Regions from separate parts of the Homo sapiens genome. Here all the other regions are linked to region 2. Evidence: chromatin loops called from intact Hi-C (ENCODE). Cell type or tissue: mammary epithelial cell. All regions are shown on one strand.

Region 1 (8,000 bases), 74 kb before region 2:
TTACCTCATCCTAGCTAGTATTTTCTGTATCAGCTTCAAAGCTATTTCCTGATGAAGACATACAACCTTTGGTGTGGAGACCTCCAGAAACTCTATGACTCATAATTGAGGAATCAATAAGAGTGGCTAAAATTGTATGGGTGACTTATTCCTCATGACATTCTTCCTCAGAATTTATTATTTCAGTATCTGAATTCTTAATGAAAGGAATTAATGTTAGTCTGGTTCTGCACTGTGACATTACAGTGCTTCAAGAGCTTGTTCAGGTATGACCTCTCCTGGCCTCTGAGGATTCAGGCAGGCATTCCAGGGTAAGGCATTCTAGGGTAGCCTGGCTTTTTTGACATCTTTGACTGTGTCTAGCTCTCTCTCTAGCTGGTTTTGTTGAGTTGAATGATGATCTGCAGACATAGATACTATTGGCATGCATGAATGCCTTGGAGACGCTAGGGGAAGCATTTCTCCATGATCCTTGTTCCTGGAAAGGACAAAAAGGATATCTTACCTCCCCAGAGTATTTCACCTAAAATAGACTTAGACATCTGCTAAACTGCCTCCTATGGAGGAATAGTTTGACTCGACCATTTTCATGGAAGAATACAGACCTACCTATGGAACAGTACCTCATATCTGAAGGTAGAAAGGCTGGTGGTGCCAATCCTAGAATTCTTTAGGCTAAGTGGTCTTTTATTCACCCCTTGCTAACTATCTTTAATAAAGAGGCTATGTGCCTGGGCAGTGGATGGAAGCCTGGAAAGGAAATCACACCTAGCCAAGTTCCAGTGGTAGTGACAAGGAGGTTGATTGGTTTATTCTGCAATGAAAGGTAGTGTGGAGGGGCAATGAGCCTATCATTCCCATTTAGGTTGGGTACATGTCATTCATCTACACCAGATAGTCCCTTTATCCTTCACATTTTTTTTTTTGAGGCGGAGTCACCTTCTGTCACCCAGGCTGGAGTGCACTGGCATGATCTCAGCTCACTGCAACCTCCGCCTCCCGGGTTCAACCAACTCTCCTGCCTCTGCCTCCCAAGTAGCTGGGATTACAGGCATGCGCCACCACACACAGCTAATTTTTGTATTTTCAGTAGAGACGGGGTTTTCACCATATTGGCCAGGCTGGTCTCGAACTCCTGTCCTTGTGATCCACCTGCCTTGGCCTCGCAAAGCGCTGGGATTACAGGCATGAGCCACCGTGCCTGGCCCATCACAAGATCTTAATTGCATTCTCTGTGGCCTCATAAACAGCCATTCCCTGCCTCTGATTTAGGGAGAAAAGAAAAATTATAGAACCTTGAGGATTAAACTTACCACACGGTAAGATAAATGACAAAGTAAAGTGTATGTTACTCTACTTCTAACATGTCAGAACCTTAAACCAAACATGTAGTCAAATATGTATTCTAGAGAGCCAAAATGCACATTGTGATGCATCTGTTATAATTTAAACAAAAAATTGGCCAGGTGCAGTGGCTCACGCCTCTAATCCCAGCACTTAGGGAGGCCAGGGTGGGCAGATCACCTGAGGTCAGGAGTTTGAGACCAGCCTGACCAACATGGAGAAACCCCATCTCTAATAAAAATACAAATTTAGCCGGGCCTGGTGGCGCATGCCTGTAATCCCAGCTACTTGGGAGGCTGAGGCAGGAGAATCGCTTGAACCTGGGAGGCAGAAGTTGCGGTGAGCCGAGATCAAGCCATTGCACTCCAGCCTGGGCAACAAGAGCGAAACTCCATCTCAAAAAAAAAAAATTATAAATAAATAAATACTGTCTACTTTTCTAAAGGAATGTTTTTGAACATATATTTTTCAGATTTTCCTTCATTTACATTGAAGGCTTGAAATGTTGAAAACAACACTTAGTATTGATGATATTTAAATGAATTCATGCTCCTGAAAGCTTTGTTAAAATATACATGTGATCTGCTCCAAACTACAATGTAAAGTGTAACCCAATTTCAATACAGATTTATTATTTGCATGAAATTAGGAATGTATCTATAGCTGGGTGCAGTGGGTCACACTTGTAATCCCAGGACTTTGGGAGGCTAAGGATTTTGGATGCCTTGAGGTCAGGAGTTCGAGACCAGCCTGGCCAACATGGCGAAACCCCATGTCTACTAAAAATGCAGAACAATTAATCAGGTCTGGTGGCCTGCGCTTGTAATCCCAGCTACTAAGGAGACTGAGGCAGGAGATTTGCTTGAACCTGGAGGTTGCAATGAGCCGAGACTGCGCCGTTGCACTGTAGCCTGGGTGACAGAAAAAGTTTCGCTCCCCCCAAAGAGAAAAAGTGTATGTGTGTATATATATATATATATATATATATGTATATATTTCTCTATGTGTATATATATATGTATATATTTCTATATATATATATATGGAAATACTCCATATATATATTATATATATATGGAAATACTCCATATATATTTTATATATATGGAAATACTCCATATATATATTTTATATATATGGAAATACTCCATATATATATTTTATATATATGGAAATACTCCATATATATATTTTATATATATGGAAATACTCCATATATATATTATATATATGGAAATAATCCAAATGGTTATTTTTTGCCTTGACAAATTGTATCGTAGTGCTTTTCATCTTTATTAGTACATTGATTTTTCTCAATCTTTGTCAAGCATTATTCTTTAATTAACCAGTAGGAGAATACTGTAAGACTTATATCTAAAATACAAATTATTTAAAAATAGACACACACACACACACACACACACACACACACAAACAGACACACCACTTAAAGTCTCAGGAAATACCTGAAGAATATGTAGTGTCATGGGATCATGCCGTGTTTTGATGTTAAATGATGAGACCATGAGATGAAACTCTGAGTAACCTCGACAGGAACTGAACATATGTAGTATGAGTATCATGCCATGTGGAGCACATATGGCATGTAGCAATGACAGCTTTCTGGTTCCTCCTCTATGGTTCTTGCCAAATTGTTGCCTACAATGCAACACATGCGGTAGAACATGAAGAACTTCCTGGTTGTCGGGAAGGGGAGCCAGGTCAGAGACCACCAAGGTCTGTAACTTGTTTGCTGGAAAAGATCTCCTCTGAGGTTCAAGCAGTTTTATCCTTGTGCCCTCATCCCCAAATTTATCCCCTGAGGAGGCAGTTTGATGCCATGGAGACTACTGGACCTGTAAGTCTGAGGTAATTCATAATCATATAGACTAGGTTAGGAAGATTTTAAGTTTCTGAAGGAGTAAGATTCCCGATGAGGGTGGGTGGTTTAGGCCTTGGTTTGATTTCAGATGGGAAACAAAAGTGACACAGTAAGACCAGATGACTCCAAACTGGGCAAAAAACAAGGCAGCCATATTTTCTTGTGCCTTTGTGTCTGGGTGGCGTTTTTTCAGACAGGGAGGGCGGGAGAAGAGGGAATCCAAGACACATCTTGGCACATCTAGAGCACTAGTCCCATCGTAAGGTGATAGTTTAAAGACACCCTACGCCACGTCAACGTCCTTCCCCTGAGGGCTACCTGTTGGAGAAGGTCTGGTCTGTGGGGAGGTAGAAAAGGCCTGGGATCCATGCTGATCCTCCTTGCCTTCTCGTCTAACGCCTTAAAAGAGATTTGGACTTTGGCGGTGTCTTGGTATAGAACCTGGATAGTGAAGGAAAGCAAATCCTGTAAATTTCCCTTGGAGGAACCCTGTCAATTGTGGGCGGATACTGATGCCGCAAGAGACCCAAAGACCTGTAGCAAGATGACACCATGGGAAAGCCCGCCAGCTCTTGCTCTAAGGGGCAGGAACAGGAGACAGATTCCCACAAGAGCAAGAATTCGACTTTGAGTGGGTTCCTGCTGTCCTGCCCAAACCAGGAGGAACCGAGGCCCCGCTCCCGACTTCCTGTGCCGGGGCCGCCTGGCAGCCGCTGCCTCACTCCAAGCCCCTTACTGTCCAGTTTCTACACCAAGATACCGTCAATGTCCAGAGCTCTCTTAAGACCTGAGAGGAGAAGGCAACAAGACCTAGTCTGGAGCCCAATCCTCTTCCACCTCGGCCCAATTGAGACCTTCCCCCATAGCTTCCTGGGAAGGAGTGTGTGATGGCGGATTCTGTCTTTAAACAATTTCCTCACGGTGGCAGTAGTGATTCACATTTTTCATGGAAGCCCTATCTTGGCGCACTCTTCCCCCGCCTTTTATGTCTGAAAAAACGCCACTCAGAGGAAAAAGGCGCCACCAAATCTGGCTGCATGGAGATTTGTCCTGTTTGGTGCAACCTTGTCTTACTGTTGAATTTTTGCTATTTTTCTGTCCATCTGAAAACAAAATGAGGCCTGAACTACCCATGCTCCTCAGGAATCTTGTTCTTTCAGAAATTAAATATACTCCTCACTGTGTCTATCTGGATAGGATTTACTTCACACAGTTACAGTCCAGCAAGTTCCATCTGGATAGGATTTACTTCACACAGTTACAGTCCAGCAAGTTCCATGGCATCAAATTGTCTCCTTCAGGTGATAAACTTGGTGGATAAAAGTGCAATAAGGAAAAAATTATTTGAAACTAGGAAGAGATCTTTGGCAAACAATTTACAAATCCTGATGGTCTTTGACCTGGTTTCCCTCCCAGAAAACTAGGAGTTCTTCATGTTCTAGCCTCAAGTGTTGTTTGTAGTCAACAATTTGGCATGAGCCACAGAGTAAGGACCAGATAGCAGTCATAACTCCCTGGCCTATATGCTCCACATGGCGTGATCCTCATAGTCCCTATGTTCAGTTCCTATCGAGATCACTCAGTTTCATCTCATGGTCTCAACATTTAACACCAGAACACAGCATGTTCCCATGCATTACATACTCTTCAGGGATTTCCTGAGACATTAGATGCTGTGTGTGGGGGGGATGGGTGTGTGTGTTCTGTCCTGTCCCTTGGAGCAAGAGTTAGCAGGCTTTCAGGCAGTGTTACTGTATCACAGTCCTTTGTTGCAGCAGTATGAGAACACCAAAGACAGGCCTGTTCCAGGTGTGATAAAGCAGGAGCCAGTATGTTTGCTGATAGTCTCAAGGGCATCTAGTTGTCTAAAGACTGAAAGGACCTAAAGTTTTACATCTTCTAGTAGAGTTGTTTTTTGGTTTTGTTTTTTTAGATGGAGTCTTGCTCTGTCGCCCAGCCTGGAGTGCAGCAGCACGATCTCAGCTCACTGCATCCTCCGTCTCCCAGGTTGAAGGGATTCTCTTGTCTCAGCCTCCCGAACAACTGGGACTAAAGGTGGGTTCCACCAAGTTCGGCTAATTTTTGTATTTTTAGTAGAGACGGGGTTTCACCATGTGGGCCAAGCTGGTCTTGAACTCCTGACCTCAGGTGATCATCCCGTTTTGGCCTCCCAATGTGCTGGATTACAGGCGTAAGCCACTGTGCCCGGCCATTCTATTTATTTATTTATTTATTTAGTGGAGTTGTTACACATAAAGGGATGGGAAACAAAAGGAGTGAAAAGGATTGAAAATTAATCCACATTTTAAAAGTGCTTGTCTGTGGGAGGTAGCATTACCCATGATCTCACTTTGTTAGCGGTGGCAGTGAACCGAGTTACCCCGAGTAACAGGCGGCATATCCATATAGGTCCAGAGGAACTTCAGTCCTGGCGCCTCAGAAGAAAGAACTTCACTGAGGAGCATAAAGCAGGAAAAGAGACTGAGGCAAGATTCAGAGCAGGAGTGGAAGTTTATTTAACAGGCTTTAGAACAGGAAAGAAAGGAAAGAAAGAACCCTTGGAAGAGATCCAAGTGGGTGCCTGAATGGCCAAGAGAACAAAAAGACCTTTTAACCTTGATCATGGGACCTTATAGGCTTACCTCTTGCTCATGATTCTTCCTTTAGGGTGAGCTTTCCGCATGCGCAGTGCCCTCCTTACCCTTTGGAATTGAGCACTGTGCAGTGTGTTTAGGGAGTTATACACATGCCCATCTGAGGCTTTTTTCTTTTTTCTGGTGGCATGTACCCGGAACATCATATTTCGCCATTTTGTGTCTTAATACGCATGCCCAAGAAGCTGCTTCTCCCTGTGGCCTGCATTCAATTCGTACTTTTAATATTAACAGATGTGGATCATCAGGAGATTGTCTCTCCCAGGCTACCAAATTATCATTTTTAGAGGGGCAATGTGATCATTGCCGAACCATCATGTGACATTCCTACTGGGTCAGGGAGAGCCCTTTCCTGCCGTGCTCATTGCCTATCTATCTGTAACTACTTTTTCATATGTGACTATTTTGTCAGGCACATTTTGAAGAAGGATGAGTGTTCCTACAAATTCAAAAACAGGTAGCAAAAGTGACATCAATGACAATGGTGCAGTAGACACTTTCTGTAGTCCATCTCTCCAGAAAAGCAACTCAAAACAATCTATAATATGTAATTAGAAGATCATTTTCTCAGCACGATATATGGGGCATTTATTAAAACCTACAGCTAATAATATAGTCAAGAGGTAGACTGAAAACTTTGCTCCTAAAATCATGAACAGGAGAAAAATGCCCACTTTTGCCGCTTCTCTTAAACATTATACTTAAAATCTAGCTGGGGTCATCAGGCAATGAAGATATATAAAAAATATCCCAGTTGAAAAGAAAAAATGGAAATTATTTCTCTTCACAAATACAGTGATCTTATAAAAAATGCTGCCAGGCGCAGTGACTCGCACCTGTAATCCCAGCACTTCGGGAGGCTGAGGCATGTGAATCACCTAAGATCAGGAGTTCAAGACCAGCCTGGCCAACATGGTGAAACCCCGTCTCTACAAAAATACAAAAATTACCCGGGCATGATGGCGGGTGCCTGTAATTCCAGCTACTCGGGAGGCTGAGGTGGGAGAATCGTTTGAACCCAGGAGGCAGAGGTTGCAGTGAGCCGGAATCGTGCCATTGTACTCCAGTCTGGGCGACAGAGCAAGACTCCAGTCAAAAAAAAAAAAAAAAGCTCAAAAACCCAGAAAAACAGTATTAGAGGTAGTGAACAAGATCCAGCAAGCAACTGCAGGACAGAACATTAACTTGGAAAAATCAGTAGTAGTTGTGTACACTAGCAATGAATAATCTGAAAATTCAATTAAGAAAGCAATTCCATTTACAATAGCATCAAAATGAATCATAATTTCAGGACAATAATTAACTAAATAGATGAAAGTCTTGTACACTGAAAATCACAAAATAATGGAGAAGTTAAAGATAACCTAAATTTTAATAAAGAACATCCTGTGGTAATGGGTCTGAAGACTAAATATTTTTAACGTGGCAATACTACCCATAGAGATCTATAGATTTAATGTAATCCTTATTGTTATCCAATGAGCATTTTTTTTGTAAAAAAGGAACACAAATCCTAAAGATCCTATTGAATTGCAAGAGATCTGAATAACCAATGTAAACTCTGAATAAGAAAAACCAAGGTGGAAGACTCACACTTCTGGATTTCAAAACTTATTAGGAAAGCTGGAGTAATCAAAGCAGTGTGATAATCAAATAAGAATACACACAGTGATTAATGGAAAAGATGGAGAGCCTGGAAATAAACTCAGACACTGTGGTCAATTCATTTGTGACAAAGTTATTAAGGTCATTTTATGAGTAGTTAATAGAGTCTTTAACAAATAGTACTTAGACAACTGGTTATCTACATGCAAAAGGATGAATTTAGACCTCTACCTCACATTATATGCAAAAATTAACTCAAAATATATCAAATTTCTAAATATAAGAGCTAAAGCTATAAAACCTTCAGGGAAACTATAGGGATACATCTTCACAACTTTAGATTTGGCAATGATTTATTAGCTATACCACCAAAAGCAGCAATGACAAAAGAAAAAATAAATTGGACTTCCCTGAAATTAAAAACTTTTTGCATCAAAGTACACAATTCAGAACTTGAAAAGCCAACTTACAGAATGGGAGGAAATATTTCCAAATCAATTATCTAAAAACTTCTA
Region 2 (8,000 bases):
AGGAGGCTGAGGCAGGAGAATTGCTTGAACCTGGAAAGTGGAGGTTGCAGTGAGCCGAGATAGCACCATTACACTCCAGCCTGGGCGACAGAGCAAGACTCCGTCTCAAAAAAAAAAAAAAAAAGTACAACAGAGTTTTCTTACAGCACTAATTTGCTCTTTAACAAAAATTGGCAAAGAATTATAAAAGATTTATAAGAATCTTACCTTATGGTCAGACATTAAAATTGGATAGATTTGTCCATAAGGTTTCATTAAGATTTGGGTTTGACATCAATAGTGCACTAATACAATGGTGAAATTTGGCTTTCTCTCTTGAACAAGATTTTCATGTGATATTAAGAAATGATGAAAGATTTTTGTTTGCCTTTTGAATAAACTGTAGGAAGAAGAAGGGAAAGAAAAAAAGACAGATTGTTTGGAGAGCTAAGTCTCCCTCTTAATGAGTAAAGGTTTTTTCCGTTTTAAAACATTTTGAGTTATTGTTTTGGCTAATTAAATGACTCATGGTGACCTGGGATTTGATTTTATAATATCAAGTGTTTTAAACCATTGATATTTGACAAAGCTTCCAAAATTAAATTATAAATTATATTTTTTTCTGACATAATTACTAGTTTAGATATTAAGTCCTCTGAAGTCCAAACATGATATATTTGGCCTATTTGGTATAACAATCATACAGTAAACACTGTCAACTATGAAATGGTGTTTGGCTTTCTTTGGGTTGTGTTTGTATAAATATATTAGCGGTTGAAGTTATCTGTGCTACCAGCGTTGAATCCAAACAGGTCTGGAGCAACCTCGATTCCTGCCTTCTGAGAAGAAAGAATCCGACTGAGGGGCATAAGGCAGAAGAAGAGACCAAGGAAAGTTTTAGAGCAGGAGTGATGTTTATTCAAAAGCTTTAGAGCAGAAATGAAAAGAAAGTAAAGTACACTTGGAAGAGGGCCAAGCAGACATCTTGGTCAAGTGCTCCGTTTGACCTTGGACCTAGGATTTTATATGGTGGCCTACTTCCGGCATCTTGTGTCCCTTTTCTTTTGATTCTTCCATTGCGGCAGGCTGCCTGCATGCGCAGTGTATTTACTGAAGCTGTACACGTGCTCAGGTGAGGCATTCTTCCCTTTACCGTGCAATATCCCTGGAAGGCCATATACCAGTTAAATTCCACCATTTTGCCTCTTAATGTGAAGCCCACTTGACCAATTCCTGAGATCTTACTGGAAGCTGCTGATTACCAATTTCAGGTGTTTTTATCTATTGGGAAACTGCTTCTTGGTGCAGGGTGCACCCAGTTATTATTTTAGAGAGGCAGTGTGACAACTGCTTGACTATCACCTGATGGTCGCCTGACATTCCTGGTGGGTGGGGAGAGCCTCACCTGCTCTGCTTATACCTGACTAGCTACTTAGTGTAACAAAGCTAGAAAAGTTGCTGGTCTCAGACCTAGAATTCCTTAGGCTAAAGAATTGTTTATTCATTCCTTGCTAACTATCTTTAATAGAGGCTGTGTGCCTAGGCAGTGGATAGAAGCCTGGTAAGGAAATCACACCTAGCTGAATCCCAGTGGTAGTGACAGGAGGTTGATTGGTTTCTTCTGCAAGGGAGGATAGTGTGGAGGGGCAATGAGCCTATCATTCCCATTTAGGTTGGATACATGTCATTCATCTGCACCAGGTAATCCCTTTAGTCCTCACAAAATCTTAATTGCATTCTATGTCCTCATAAGCAGCCATTCCCTGTGTCTGATTTAGTGAGAAAAGTAAATTATTGAACCTTGAGGATTAAACCCTTCCACACGGTAAATGACAAAGTAAAGTATATTTTACTCTACTTCTAAAATGTGATAACCTTAAACCAAATATATAATCATGTATGTGTTCTAGAGAGCCAATATGCACATTGTGATGTATCTGTAAAAATTCAAACAAAAAATAGTGTCTACTTTTCTAAAGCAATGTTTTCGAGGGCATAGTTTAAGATTTACCTTTGTTTATAATGAAGGCTTAAAATGTTGACATATAATATTGATGACATTCAAATTAATTCATGCTCCTCAAACCTTTGTTAACATACATACTTGGTCTGATTCAATCCACAATGTACAATGTAATCCAGTTTTTTTGTTTTGTTTTGTTTTGTTTTTGAGACAAAGTTTCCCTCTGTCGCCCAGGCTGGAGTGCAGTGGCATGATCTTGGCTCACTGCACCCTCTGCCTCCCAGGTTCAAGTGATTGTCCTGCCCCAGCCTCCTGAGTAGCTGGGATTACAGGTGCCCGCTAAGTTTTGTATTTTTAGTAGAGATGAAGTTTCACTGTGTTGGCCGGGTTGATCACGAACTCCTGACCTCAGGTGATCCGCCCACCTTGGCCTCCCAAAGTGCTGGGATTACAGGTGTGAGCCACCGTGCCCAGCCTATAATCCAGTTTTAATACAGATTTATTTTTTACATGAAATCAAGAATGTATATATATATTGAAAGATATACACAGAAATGATCCAAAAGGTTAGTTGCCTTGACACGTTGTATGGTAGTGTTTTTCTTCTTTAGTAGTATGTGGATTTTTCCGAATCTTTGGCAGCCATTATTTTTTAATTAATTAGTGGGAGAATACTGTAAACATTATACCTAAAAGACAAATTATAAAATGCAGACAGACACACACACACACATACACACACACACACCATAAAGTCTCAGGAAATACCTGAAGAATATGTAATGGCATGGGAACATGCTGTGTTTTGATGTTAGATGATGAGACCCCGAGATGAAACACTGAGTAACCTGGACAGGAATTGAACATATGTACTATGAGTATCTTGCCATGCGGAACATATTTGACATGCAGTAATGACAGCTATCTGGTCCCTTCTCTATGATTCATGCATGCCACATTGTTGCCTACAATGCAACACATGAGCTACAACATGAAGAACTCCCTGGTTGTCTGGGAGGGGAGCCAGAACAGAGACCACCAGGATTTGTAAATTGTTTGCCAGCGAAAATCTCTAAGCTTCTAGCAACTTTCTCCTTTTTGTGCCCTCATCCATTGAATTTATCCCCTGAAGGAGACAGTTTGATGCCTTGGAAAGTACTGGACATATAATTCTGTAACGTAAATCATACCCATATAGACTAGATCAAGAAGACATTTAATTTCTGAAATAATAAGATTCTTGACGAGGGTGCATGGTTTAGAGTTTGGTTTGATTTCAAACGGAAGACAAAAGCAAGGCCAGGTGGGGTGGCTCACGTCTGTAATCACAGCACTTTGGGAGGCCGAGGCAGGCGGATCACCTGAGGTCAGGAGTTCGTGATCAACCTGGCTAACATGGTGAAACCTCGTCTCTACTACAAATACAAAAATTAGCTCGACTTGGGTGCGGTGCCTGTAATCACAGTTACTTGGGAGGCTGAGGCAGGAGGATTGCTTGAACCCGGGAGGCAGAGGTTGCAGTGAGCTGAGATCGTGCCACTGCACTCCACCCTGGGCGACAGAGCGAGACTCCGTCTCAAAAGAAAAACAAAAACAAAAGCAAAAACAAAACAAAAGCAAAAGTGCAGCAGTAAGACCAGGTGGACCCAAAGAAGGCAAAATACAAGGCACCCATGTTTGGTGGCGCCTTTGTCTATGGGTGGCGTTTTTTCACACAAGAAGAGCGGGAGTAGAGTCCTCCAAGGTGAGGTTTATTGGCATATCTGGAGCTCTACTGCCATCGTGAGGATATCGTTTAACGAAACCCTACGCCATTAAAGAGTTCTAGTGAGGACTACCTGTTGGGGCAGGTGTGGTCTGGTAAAAGGTGGAAGAGGGTTCGCCTCCATGCTGGGAGTCCTTGCTTAGTCTCGTTTGAGGCTTTAAAAGAGACCTGGACATTGGCGGTACCTTGGTATAGAACCTGGAGAGTGAAGGTTCTAAGAGCAAATCCTGTAAACCTCCCCTGGAAGAACGTTGTTTATTGTGCGCGGATACTGATGCCACAAGAGAGCCAAAGACCCGTAGTAAGATAATACCATGTGAAAACCTACTGACTTTTGCTCCAAGGGGCAGGAACAGGAGACAGATGCCCACAAGAGCCTGCATTTGTCTTTGAGCGGGTTCCTGCAGTCCTGCCCAGAGGAGGAACCGAGGCCCCGCCCCACGACTTTCTGTGCCAGGACCGCCCGGCAGGGGCTGGTTCATTCTAAGTCCTCACTCTCCAGGTTCTACACCAAGATACCGCCAATGTCCAGGTCTATCTTAAGGTCTTAGAGGAGAAGGCAAGAAGACCTAGCTTGGAGCCCCACGCCTCTTCCTCCTTCCCACAGATCAGAATTTCCCCAACAGAGAGAAAAATACTGTTCTCCAGAATTCGAGAACAGTGTAATGGCGTAGGGTTTCATGAAACTTCATCCTCACGATGGCAGTAGTGCTCCAGAAACGCCAAGAAGCCGTGTCTAGATCCCTCTTCTCCCGCCCCTCGTGTCTGAAAAAACTCCGGCAAACATGGCTGCCTTATGTTTTGTCCAGTTTGGGGGCAACCTTGCCTTACTACTCAACTTCCGCTTTTGTTTTCCATGTGAATCAAACTGAGACCTAAAACCACTCACCCTCATCAGGAATATTGTTATTTCAGAAATTTAATTGACACCTGACTTTGTCTATGGAGTTCTGCTTTCATTATATGCAATCTGTGCAGTTCTGCTCAACATTCTATATCCAGTACTTTCCCATAGTATCAGATTTTCTACCTGAAAGGATAAGTGTGAAGTCTCCAAGCTTAAGAGAGAGAATAAAATGCTAGAAGTTCAAGACTTAGAGAAAGGCCTCTCTAGCCACCCTATTTTCCTTTGAGACTCTCAAGATAGTCTGCATTTATTTTCAGTCCTACACTAATACTTGTTTGGGAGTTACTCCTGTTCCAGGAACGAAGCCCGGCCCGCTGCATTTTCTAGAGGCCTAGTACGGAAAAGCAGGCAAACTAGGAAACACAGGAATTTATTGCTGTAACTGGATACAGGAAGAACGCTGGAGATAATTCCACCAGACCAACTCAAAGTGTTACAATTTTCTTAGTGCTTATATAGGTTGGGGTTATGTGCCTACTGCAATATAGCATTCGCCTATGTCTATTGGTAACTAAATTTGCTTCAACTAGAATGTCAGAGGCAAAAAAAATGCTTGCTAAGTCCAATTAAAAGGGCCCCAGTACCTTCAAAGCCTGTCTACTGTGGTACCGGAATGATTATTTCTATCTTATCTCCTTTACAGCTTGGTCCGGAGAGCTGCCTTGGACTCTCCAATGCAGCTGCCTCTGTTACCTTGACTCGTCTCAGATTTCATTGACCCAAGATGGGTCCTGGCACTAGGAATGTAAGACTGTCTCCATTCTTTTGGCTTGTTCCAGAGAAGCCCATGCAAGGTTCCTACTGACCATATGTTTCTTTCTTTTCTTTTGTTTTTTGAGACGGAGTTTCGCTGTTGTTGCCCAGGCTGGAGTGCAATGGCGCGATCTCCGCTCACTGCAACATCCGCCTCCCGGACTCAAGCGATTCTCCTGCCTCAGCCTCCCGAGTAGCTGGGATTACAGGCATGCGCCACCACGCCCGGCTAATTTTGTATTTCTAGTAGAGTTAGAGTTTCTCCATATTGGTCAGGCTGGTTTCGAACTCCTGGCCTCAGGTGATCTGCCCTCCTTGGCCTCCCAAAGCGCTGGGATTATAGGCGTGAGCCACCGCCCCCGGCCTTGACCATATGTTTTATTTCTAGCTTTGATGTCTGGGCATCGATTTCCCTCGGTTAAACTATTTGCTCAATGTTAAGGCCACTCTGTAGAAATTTGTCTGTGTAACTGAGGTGCTATGCAGGCCTGCCTGTGTGACTGTCATGCAGGCCTGTCTGTGTGATTGTCAGGGAGAATTGGTCTGCCACAATCCTTTTCTAAGCATAGCCAATAGAGGTAGTTAGGCATAATTTGTATATTACAGAAATTGCCTTACAGAGAGTAACACATTTCTATACTCTCCTTCCATAACAGACACTTAAAAAAACAAAAAAAGTAATGTATGCTTGCTGTGGACCTCATTTAAGATTGCAACAGAAGCACTTTTCAATACTATTAAACAGCTTTTTACTTTCCATATTTTAAGCTTTTTAATTTATTATTTATTTTCTTAATTTTCTATTTTTAATTTTTTGATACATTATATTTGTATATATTTAAGGGTACATGTGAAATTTTGTTACATGCATACAATGTGTAATAATCAATTCATGATATTTAAGTTACCTATCAACAAAGTATTTATCATTTCTATGTGTTGGGTACATTTCAAGTCCTTTCTTCCAGCTATTTTAAAACTACAGAAAAGTGTTGATTATAGTCACCTTACTCTTCTATCAAAGTTTAGAACTTATTTTTTCTAACTGTATGTTTCTACGCATTAACCAACTCTCTTCAGCCCCACTGCCCTCCCGCAAATACACCCTTTCCTGTCTCTGGTATCTATCATTCCACGCTCCACCTCCATGCCAACAAGTATTTTAGCTCCTACAGATGAATGAGAGCTATATTTTCCTTTCTGTGCCTGGCTTATTTCACTTAACATAATGATCTTCAGTTCCATCCAAGTTGCTGCAAATACATCATTTCATTTTTTTAATGGCTGAAGAGTATTCCATTTTGTATATATAGACTGCATATTCTAGGTTTTCCAGTTCGTTAGTGTATAGTCGTTCATAATACTCTCTGATGATCTTTTGTATTTCTGTGGTATCAGTGGTAATCTCTCCTTTGCCATTTCTGATTTTGTTTATTTGGGTCTGTTCTTTTCTTGGTTAGTCTAGCTAGTGGTTTATCAGGTTCATATGTGTGTGTGTGTGTGTATATATATATATAAATATAAAACTGTCACCCAGGCTGGAGTGCAGTGGTGTGATCTTGGCTCACTGCAACCTCCATCTCCTGGGTTCAAGCGATTCTTGTGCCTCAGCCTCCCTAGTAGCTGAGTTTACAGGCGTGCGCCACCATGCCTGGCTACTTTTTTTATTTCTAGTAGAGATGAGATTTCACCATTTTGGCCACGCTGATCTCGAACTCCTGACCTCAAGTGATTCACCCGTCTTGGCCTCCCGAAGTGCTGGGATTACAGGAGTGAGCCATCGCGCCCAGCAGTTTTGTTTATATTTTCAAAGAACCAATTTTTCATTTTGTTGATCCTTTGTGTTGGTTTTTCATCTCTATTTTGTTTAGTTCTGCTTTGATCTGTATTATTTATTGATCCATGTTACCATGGTTTTTTTTTAGTAGAAAATAGCTTTTATTTATACATGGATTCAGAAAATAAGGAAATACTCTCAAAAAGAAAAACACTGATATAAATGGACCATGCCATAATAAGCACTGATTAAATTTAATACTTCTGATTCTCTTGTTTTATGCATAAATCAGTCTTTAAATTCCTGTAAAAGACATAAAGAACTGAATTATTCAATCAATAAACACAATTTACGTATTAAATATAACACTTTACATCTCACAATTAGAGAATGAGTTTTGTTTTTTTTTTTTTTTTTTTGAGATGGACTTCTGGCTCTGTCGCCCAGGCTGGAGTATAGTGGCCTGATCTTGGCTCACCGCAACCTCCAACCTCCCAGGTTCAAGTGATTCTCCTGCCTCAGCCCCCTGAGTAGGTGAGATTACAGGTGCCTGCCACCACGCCGGCCTATTTTTGTATTTTTTAGTAGAGACGGGGTTTCCCCATGTTGGCCAGGCTAGTCTCAAACTCCTGACCTCAAGTGATCCGCCCACCTTGGCCTCCTAAAGTGCTGGGATTACAGGTGTGAGCCACTGTGCCCGGCAAGAATGAGAATTTTTAATAGGTTTATCAGTCTTTTGGCTTAAAATCATTTAATGTATTAAAATAGTAAGCATTTATCCATCCATATCATTTGTCTATTCAATAAATTTGGAAGTAAAGAAACATTACCAAAATCTTATCCAATCTGAAATTAA
Region 3 (8,000 bases), 60 kb before region 2:
AAAATGCTAAGAGTGGAATAAGTTTACACAAATTGAGCAAACTGCTAAGTAGTTCTAGTTTCTGGTGTCTTTGTCTCTTCTTGGCCTTTTTTTGAAATGTGATGGGCGGGAGAATAGCGCCTAGAGCAAAGTCAGTTGGCTTCTCCCGTACAATACTGCCATCGTGCGGAAACAGTTTCGTAGCATCCAAAGCCGTGAGCGTTTCCTCCATGTGAGCCCTAGCAATTGAAGGAAAAGCCAGTGAAGGCTGAACAGACCCGAGACACAAGTTGATCTTCCTATCCTTTTCTCTGAGGCCTGGCAGAAGCAATGAACAAATGCAAAGTCTCCGTGAAGTATCTGCTGAGTGAGGGAGCAGGACTGAGCCAGCTGCTTCCAGGAAGTTTTGGCACAGGAAGTAGAGGACAGGGCCTGTTTTCTCATAGTGGGGACAAGGCTAGAAAATGATACAGCCAAGTACAGACCCTTGGGGCATTTATGTTATGAATATGCCCTTGGGAGCTTTAGGCAACCTGGTTGTCCTTGTGTTGTGGGGCTGTGACATTTATAGCAGCAGTGTTGGCTGGCAATGACAGGCCAATTCCAGGAACCATCTATCTGAAGTCAGCGTCACTCACATGGTCCTCAATACACTAAAATTCTAACCACCATTGCCTATAGCTAGAAGGACCTCTGTAGAGCAGTAAGGATACACTGAGATGCCTATGTGGGCCAGATCATCTTTTAGGAGAGCTGATATGCTAAAGAGGATGAAGGCCAAAAATGCAATGGAAGGCCTAAGCAATTATCTGAGCGCACAAGCCAGCAGCTTCTGTGACGTTATAGGTTCAGGAGAAAGTCTTTTGTCATAATAGGACGCCGATGTCATCTCAGTTCTCTCAAGGAGGGCAGATAGGTGGCTCTTTTCTGTTCGATGTCCTTGGTAAGTATGGCATTGTTTAGGCCTGAGCAAATCATTATCTACTGCATCCTAGCTAGTATTTTCTGTAGCAGCTTCAAATCTATTTCCTAATGAAGATATCCAACCTTTGGTGTGGAGACCTCTAGATACTTTATGACTCATAATTGAGAATCAAAATGGTGACTAAAAGTGTATGGGTGACTTGATCCTCATGACATTCTTCCTCAGAATTTATTATTTTAGTATCTGAATTCTTAATGAAAGGAATTAATGTTAGTCTGGTTCTGCACTGTGACATTACAGTGCTTCAAGAGCTTGTTCAGGTATGACCTCTCCTGGCCTCTGAGGATTCAGGCAGGCATTCCAGGGTAAGGCATTCTAGGGTAACCTAGCTTTTTTGACATCTTTGACTTTGTCTAGTTGAATGATGATCTGCATACATAAATGCTATTGGCATGCACAAGTGTCTTGGAGACTCTCTGGGAAGCATTTCTCCATGACCCTTGATATCTTACCTCCCCAGAGTATTTCACCTAAAGTAGACTTAGACATCTGCTAAACTACCTCCTATGGAGGAATAGTTTGACCTGACCATTTTCATGGAAGAATACAGACCTACCTATGGGACAGTGTCTCATATCTGAAGGTAGAAATGCTGGTGTCCCCAAACCTAGAATTCTTTAGGCTAAGTGATCTTTTATTCACCCCTTGCTAACTATCTTTAATAGAGGCTGTGTGCCTGGGCAGTGGATAGAAGCCTGGCAAGGAAATCACACCTAGCCAAGTACCAGTGGTAGTGACAAGGAGGTTGATTGGTTTATTCTGCAATGGAAGATAGTGTGGAGGGGCAATGAGCCTATCATTCCCATTTAGGTTGGATACATGTCATTCATTTGCACCAGGTAGTCCCTTTAGCCATCATAAAATCTTAATTGCATTCTCTGTATCCTCGTAAACAGCCATTCCTTGCCTCTGATTTAGGGAGAATAGCAAATTGTTGAACCTTGTGGATTAAACCTACCACACCATAAGATAAATAATAAATAACAAAGTAAAGTGTATTTTACTCTACTCTTTTTTTTTTTTTTTTTTTTGAGGTGGAGTCTCGCTCTTTCACCCAGGCTGGAGTGCAGTGGCGCAATCTCGGCTCACTGCAAGCCCTGCTTCCTGGGTTCACACCATTCTCCTGCCTCAGCCTCCTGAGTAGCTGGGACTACAGACGCCAGCCACCACGTCTGGCTAATTTTTTGTATTTTTAGTAGAGACGAGGTTTCACCGTGTTAGCCAGGAAGGTCTCGATCTCCTGACCTCATGATCCGCCCGCCTCGGCCTCTCAAAGTGCTGGGATTACAGGCATGAGCCACCGCGCCCAGTGCATTTTACTCTACTTCTAACATGTCATAACCTTAAACCAAACATATAGTCATGTATGTATTCTAGAGAGCCAATACGCACGTTGTGATGCATCTGTAAAAATTTAAACAAAAAATGAATGGTGTCTACATTTCTAAAGGAATGTTTCTGAGCATATATTTTTCAGAGTTACCTTCATTTACACTGAAGGCTTGCAATGTTGAAAACATTTACCATTTATGATATTCAAATGAATTCATCCTCCTGAAAGCTTTGTTAAAATACACACTTGATCTGCTCCAAACCACAGTGTAGAGTGTGACCCAATTTCAATACAGATTTGTTATTTGCATGAAATTAGGAATGTATATATAGCCGGGCGTGGTGGCTCACACCTGTAATCCCAGCACTTTGGGAGGCCAGGGTGATTGGATCACTTGCGGTGAGGAGTTGGAGAACAGCCTGGCCAACATGGTGAAATCCTGTGTCTACTAAAAATACAAAACAATTGGGGATGGTCCAGGTGGCTCACGCCTGTAATCCCAGCACTTTGGGAGGCCTAGGCGGGCAGATCACGAGGTTGGGAGATGGAGACCATTCTGGCTAACATGGTGAAACTCTGTCTCTACTAAAAACACAAAAATTAGCCGGGCAGGTGGCATATGCTTTTAGTCCCAGCTACTCAGAAGGCTGAGGGAGGAGAATCACTTGAACCTGGGAGACGGAGGTTGCACTGAGCAGAGATCACATCACTGCACTCCAGCTTGGGTGACAGAGCGAGACTCCGTCTCAAAAAAAAAAAAAAACAAAACCAACAAACAAAAAAAACCAAGTAACCAGGCCTAGTGGCATGCACTTGTAATCCCAGCTATTCAGGAGGCTGAGGCAGGAGAATCGCTTGAACTGGAGGTTGCAATGAGCCGAGATCTCGCCATTTCACTCCTGCTGGGAGACAGAGAGAGTTTTAGTCTCAAAAAAGAAAAAAAATGATGTGTATATATCGGGGAACCAGCCCCGATATTCACGTAGGTTCTTTTCTATTTTCCTTAAGCGTCGGCCAGCTTGAGAAATAAAGGGACAGAGTACAAAAGAGAGAAATTTTAAAGCTGGGCTTCTGGGGAAGACATCACATGTCGGTAGGTTCTGAGATGCCCCACAGGCTGCAAAAACCAGCAAGTTTTTATTAGGGATTTTCAAAAGGGGAGGGAGTGTGCGAATAGGTGTGGGTCACAGACATCAAGTACTTTACAAGGTAGTAGAATATCACAAGGCAAGTGGAGGCAGGGAGAGATCACAGGACCGAGGGGAAATTAAAATTGCTAATGAAGTTTCAGGCACCATTGTCATTGATAACATCTTATCAGGAGACAGGGTTTTTGAGATCAACCAGTCTGACCAAAATTTATTAGGCGGGAATATATGCATGGAAATATATTCTTTTATTAGGCGGGAATTTCCTCTTCCTAATAAGCCTGGGAGTGCATGGAAATAATCCAAATTTATTTATTTATTGCCTAGACAAATTGTATTGTAGTGCTTTCCATCTTTATTAGTACATTGATTTTTCTCAATCTTTGTCAAGCATTATTCTTTAATTAACTAGTGGGAGAATACTGTAAGACTTATATCTAAAAGACAAATTATAAAATACACATGCACACACACACACACACAAACAGACACACCCCATAAAGTCTCAGGAAATACTTGAAGACTATGTAGTGTCATGGGAACATGCCGAGTTTTGATGTTAAATGACGAGACCATGAGATGAAACTGTGAATAACCTTGATAGGAACTGAAGATATGTAGTATGAGTATCATGCCATGTGGAGCGCATATGGCATGCAGTAATGACAGCTATCTGGTCCCTCCTCTATGGTTCATGCCAAATTGTTGTCTGCAATGCAACACATGAGCTAAAACATGAAGAACTCCCTGGTTGTCTGGAAGGGGAGCCAGAATAGAGACCACCAGGATTTGTAAATCCTGGTGGTCTCGGAGCCTCAAGCAATTTTATCGCTGTGCTTTCATCCCCAAATTTATCCCCCGAGGGAGACAGTTTGATGCCATGGAAAGTACTGGACCTATAAATCTGAGGTAAATCGTAATCATATAGACTAGGTTAGGAGGATTTTAAATGTCTGAACAAATAAGATTTCTGATGAGGGTGGGTGGTTTCGGCCTTGGTTTGATTTCAGATGGAAAACAAAAGCAAAATTGCCACAGTAAGACCAGATGACTCCAAACTGGGCAAAAAGCAAGGCAGCCATGTTTCCTTGTGCCTTTGTCTTTGGGTGGCGTTTTTTCAGACAAGAAGGGCGGGAGAAGAAGGCTCCACGACACCTGTTAGCACATCTAGAGCACTACTGCCACCGTTAGGACATAGTTAAGCAACGCCCTACGCCCTATGCCTAAGCCATGTCAATGTCCTTCCCCTGAAGACAGTCCTTCCACCTGTTGGAGAAGGTCTGGCCTGTGGGGAGGGGGAAGAGGCTTGAGCTCCATGCTGCTCATCCTTGCCCTATCCTCAAAGACCACACTTTGGGAGGCTGAGGCGGGCGGATCGTCTGAGGTCGGGAGTTTAGGACCAGCCTGGCCAGCATGGTAAAACCCCATCTCTACTAAAAATACAAAAATTAGTCGGATGTGGTGGCAGGCGCCTGTAATCCCAGCTACTCAGGAAGCTGAGAATCGCTTGAACCCGGGAGGGGGAGGTTGCAGTGAGCCGAGATCTCGCCATTGCACTCCAGCCTAGGCAACACAGTGAGACTCCGTCAAAAAAAAAAAAAGACCTGGACATTGGTAGTGTCTTGGTATAGAACCTGGAGAGTGAAGGAAAGTAAATACTGTGAATGTCGCTTGGTAAAATCCTGTTCCTTGTACACGGTACTGATGCTACCAGAGACCCAAAGACCTGTAGCAAGATGCAAGCACATGAAAGCCTGCCAACTCTTGCTCCAAGGGGCAGGAACAGGAGACAGATGCCCACAAGAGCCTGCATGTGTGTTTGAGTGGGTTCCTGTTGTCCAGCAAACAACTGGGGAAATAGAGGCCCTGCCCCGGAAATTCCTGTGCCAGGACTGCCTGGCAGCTGCTGCTTCACTCCAAGCCCCTCACTCTCCAGGTTCTACACCAAGATACCGCCAATGTCCAGGCCTCTCTTAAGACCTTAGAGGAGAAGGCAACAAGACCTAGCCTGGAGCCCAATCCTCTTCCACCTCAGCATAGATTAGACCTTCCCCCACAGCGAGGCTTCCAGGGAAGAATACTGTAATGGCGGATTCTGTCTTCAAACTATTTCCTCACGGTGGCAGTAGTGCTTCATATTTTCTTGGAAGCTCTGTCTAGGAGCTTTCTTCTCCCGCCTTTTCTGTCTGAAAAAATGCTACCCAGAGACAAAGGCCCCACGGATCATGGCCACCAGGAGATTTGTCCAGTTTGGTACGACCTTGTCTTACTGTTGAATTTTTGCTATTTTCTTTCCATCTGAAAACAAAATGAGGCCTAAACCACCCATGCTCCTCACGAATCTTGTTCTTTCAGAAATTAAATATACTCCTCACTGAGACTATCTGGGTATGATTTACTTCACACTGTTACAGGTCCAGCAAGTTCCATGGCATCAAATTGTCTCCTTCAGGTGATAAACTGGGTGGATGAAGGTACAATTAGGAAAAATTTATTTGAAACTTGGGGAAGATCTTTGGCAAACAGTTTACAAATCCTGGTGGTCTTTGACCTGGTTCCCCTCTCGGACAACCAGAGAGTTCATGTTCTAGCCTCATGTGTTGCATTGTAGGCAAAAATTTGGTTTAAGTCATAGAGTAAGGACCATCTGGTCATTACTCCTTGGCCTATATGCTCCACATGGCGTGATCCTCATAGTCCCTATGTTCAGTCCCTATCGAGATCACTCAGTTTCATCTCATGGTCTCAACATTTAACACCAGAACACAGCATGTTCCCATGCATTACATATTCTTCAGGGATTTCCTGAGACATTAGATGCTGTGTGTGGGGGGGATGGGTGTGTGTGTTCTGTTCTGTCCCTTGGAGCAAGAGTTAGTAAGCTTTCAGGCAGTGTTACTGTATCACAGTCCTTTGTTGCAGCAGTATGAGAACACCAAAGACAGGCCTGTTCCAGGTGTGATAAAGCAGGAGCCAGTATGTTTGCTGATAGTCTCAAGGGCATCTAGTTGTCTAAAGACTGAAAGGACCTAAAGTTTTACATTTTCTAGTAGAGTTGTTTTTTGGTTTTGTTTTTTTAGATGGAGTCTTGCTCTGTCGCCCAGCCTGGAGTGCAGCAGCACGATCTCAGCTCACTGCATCCTCCGTCTCCCAGGTTGATGGGATTCTCTTGTCTCAGCCCCCCGAACAGCTGAGACTACAGATGGGCTCCACCACGTTTGGCTAATTTTTGTATTTTTAGTAGAGACGGGGTTTCACCATGTGGGTCAGGGTGGTCTCGAACTCCTGACTTCATGTGATCAGCCCGTCTCGGCCCCCCAGTGTGCTGGATTACAGGCTTAAGCAACTGTGCCCGGCCGTTCCTTTTTATTTTTTGTTTATTTACTTTCTTAGTGGAGTTGTTACACATAAAGGGATGGGAAACAAAAGGAGTGAAAAGGATTGAAAATTAATCCACATTTTAAAAGTGCTTGTCTGTGGGAGGTAGCATTACCCATGATCTCACTTTGTTAGCGGTGGCAGTGAACCGAGTTACCCCGAGTAACAGGCGGCATATCTATATAGGTCGACAGCAACTTCAGTCCTTGCCTCCTCCAAAGAAATAACTCGACTGAGGGTCATAAAGCAGAAAAAGAGACTGAGGCAAGATTCAGAGCAGGAGTGGAAGTTTATTTAACAGGCTTTAGAACAGGAAAGAAAGGAAAGAAAGAACCCTTGGAAGAGATCCAAGTGGGTGCCTGAGTGGCCAAGAGAACAAAAAGACCTTTTAACCTTGATCATGGGACCTTATAGGCTTACCTCTTGCTCATGATTCTTCCTTTAGGGTGAGCTTTCCGCATGCGCAGTGCCCTCCTTACCCTTTGGAATTGAGCACTGTGCAGTGTGTTTAGGGAGTTATACACATGCCCATCTGAGGCTTTTTTCCTTTTTCTGGTGGCATGTACCCGGAACATCATATTTCGCCATTTTGTGTCTTAATACGCATGCCCAAGAAGCTGCTTCTCCCTGGGGCCTGCATTCAGTTCACACTTTTAATATTATCAGGTGTGGGCCATCAGGAGATTGCCTCTCCCTTGCTACCAAATTATCATTTTTAGGGAGACAATGTGATCATTGCTGAACCATCATGTGACATTTCTATTGGGTGGGGGAGAGTCCTTTCCTGCCCTGCTTATTGCCTATGTAACTAACTGTAACAACTTTACTTTTTCATGTATGACTATTGTGTCAGGCACATTTTGAAGAAGCATGAGTGTTTCAGTAAATTCAAAAACAGATGGCAAAAGTGACATCAATGACAATGGTGCAGTAGACACTTTCTGTAGTCCATCTCTCCAGAAAAGCAACTCAAAACAGTTAATAATGTATAATTAGAAGATCATTTTCTCAGCACGATATATGGGGCATTAATTAAAAACCTACAGCTAATAATATAGTCAAGAGGGAACGACTGAAAGCTTTGCTTCTAAAATCAGGAACAGGAGAAGAACACCTACTTTTGCCACTTGTATTGAACATTATACTTAAAATTTTAGCCCAGGGCGTCAGGCAATGA

The links. A loop is a pair of places that touch in the nucleus more often than their neighbours do. Peaks named below come from ENCODE experiments on the same cell type or tissue, not always from the same donor. Only the 100,000 strongest peaks of a DNase experiment are listed, where the experiment ranks them.
Region 1: it touches region 2 in a loop (15-fold over the local background); 6 of 110 quality-filtered maps call a loop at or near these places.
Region 3: a loop joins it to region 2, with 10 times the contacts of the local background. A loop is called at or near these places in 8 of 110 quality-filtered maps.

The regions. Positions count from the first base shown.
Region 1 is chrX:131,774,904-131,782,903 of GRCh38, reverse strand. The region is part of intron 4 of FIRRE (firre intergenic repeating RNA element); the gene reads left to right. Among named protein-coding and RNA genes, the nearest start is that of FIRRE, 52 kb to the left of the region's middle. RefSeq lists an enhancer at 3,836-4,175. In mammary epithelial cell, a CTCF peak has its summit at 4,139; a DNase peak (open chromatin) is centred at 4,183; H3K4me3 peaks cover 683 bases; H3K27ac peaks cover 846 bases.
Region 2 is chrX:131,700,776-131,708,775 of GRCh38, reverse strand. All of the region lies in intron 9 of FIRRE (firre intergenic repeating RNA element), which reads left to right. Among named protein-coding and RNA genes, the nearest start is that of FIRRE, 130 kb to the left of the region's middle. RefSeq lists an enhancer at 4,328-4,567. In mammary epithelial cell, CTCF peaks have their summits at 3,730 and 4,396; DNase peaks (open chromatin) are centred at 3,715 and 4,475; H3K4me3 peaks cover 1,125 bases; H3K27ac peaks cover 493 bases.
Region 3 is chrX:131,760,503-131,768,502 of GRCh38, reverse strand. The region is part of intron 5 of FIRRE (firre intergenic repeating RNA element); the gene reads left to right. Among named protein-coding and RNA genes, the nearest start is that of FIRRE, 66 kb to the left of the region's middle. RefSeq lists enhancers at 1-262, 4,126-4,175, 5,228-5,507. In mammary epithelial cell, CTCF peaks have their summits at 159, 4,628 and 5,549; DNase peaks (open chromatin) are centred at 132, 4,572 and 5,582; H3K4me3 peaks cover 1,144 bases.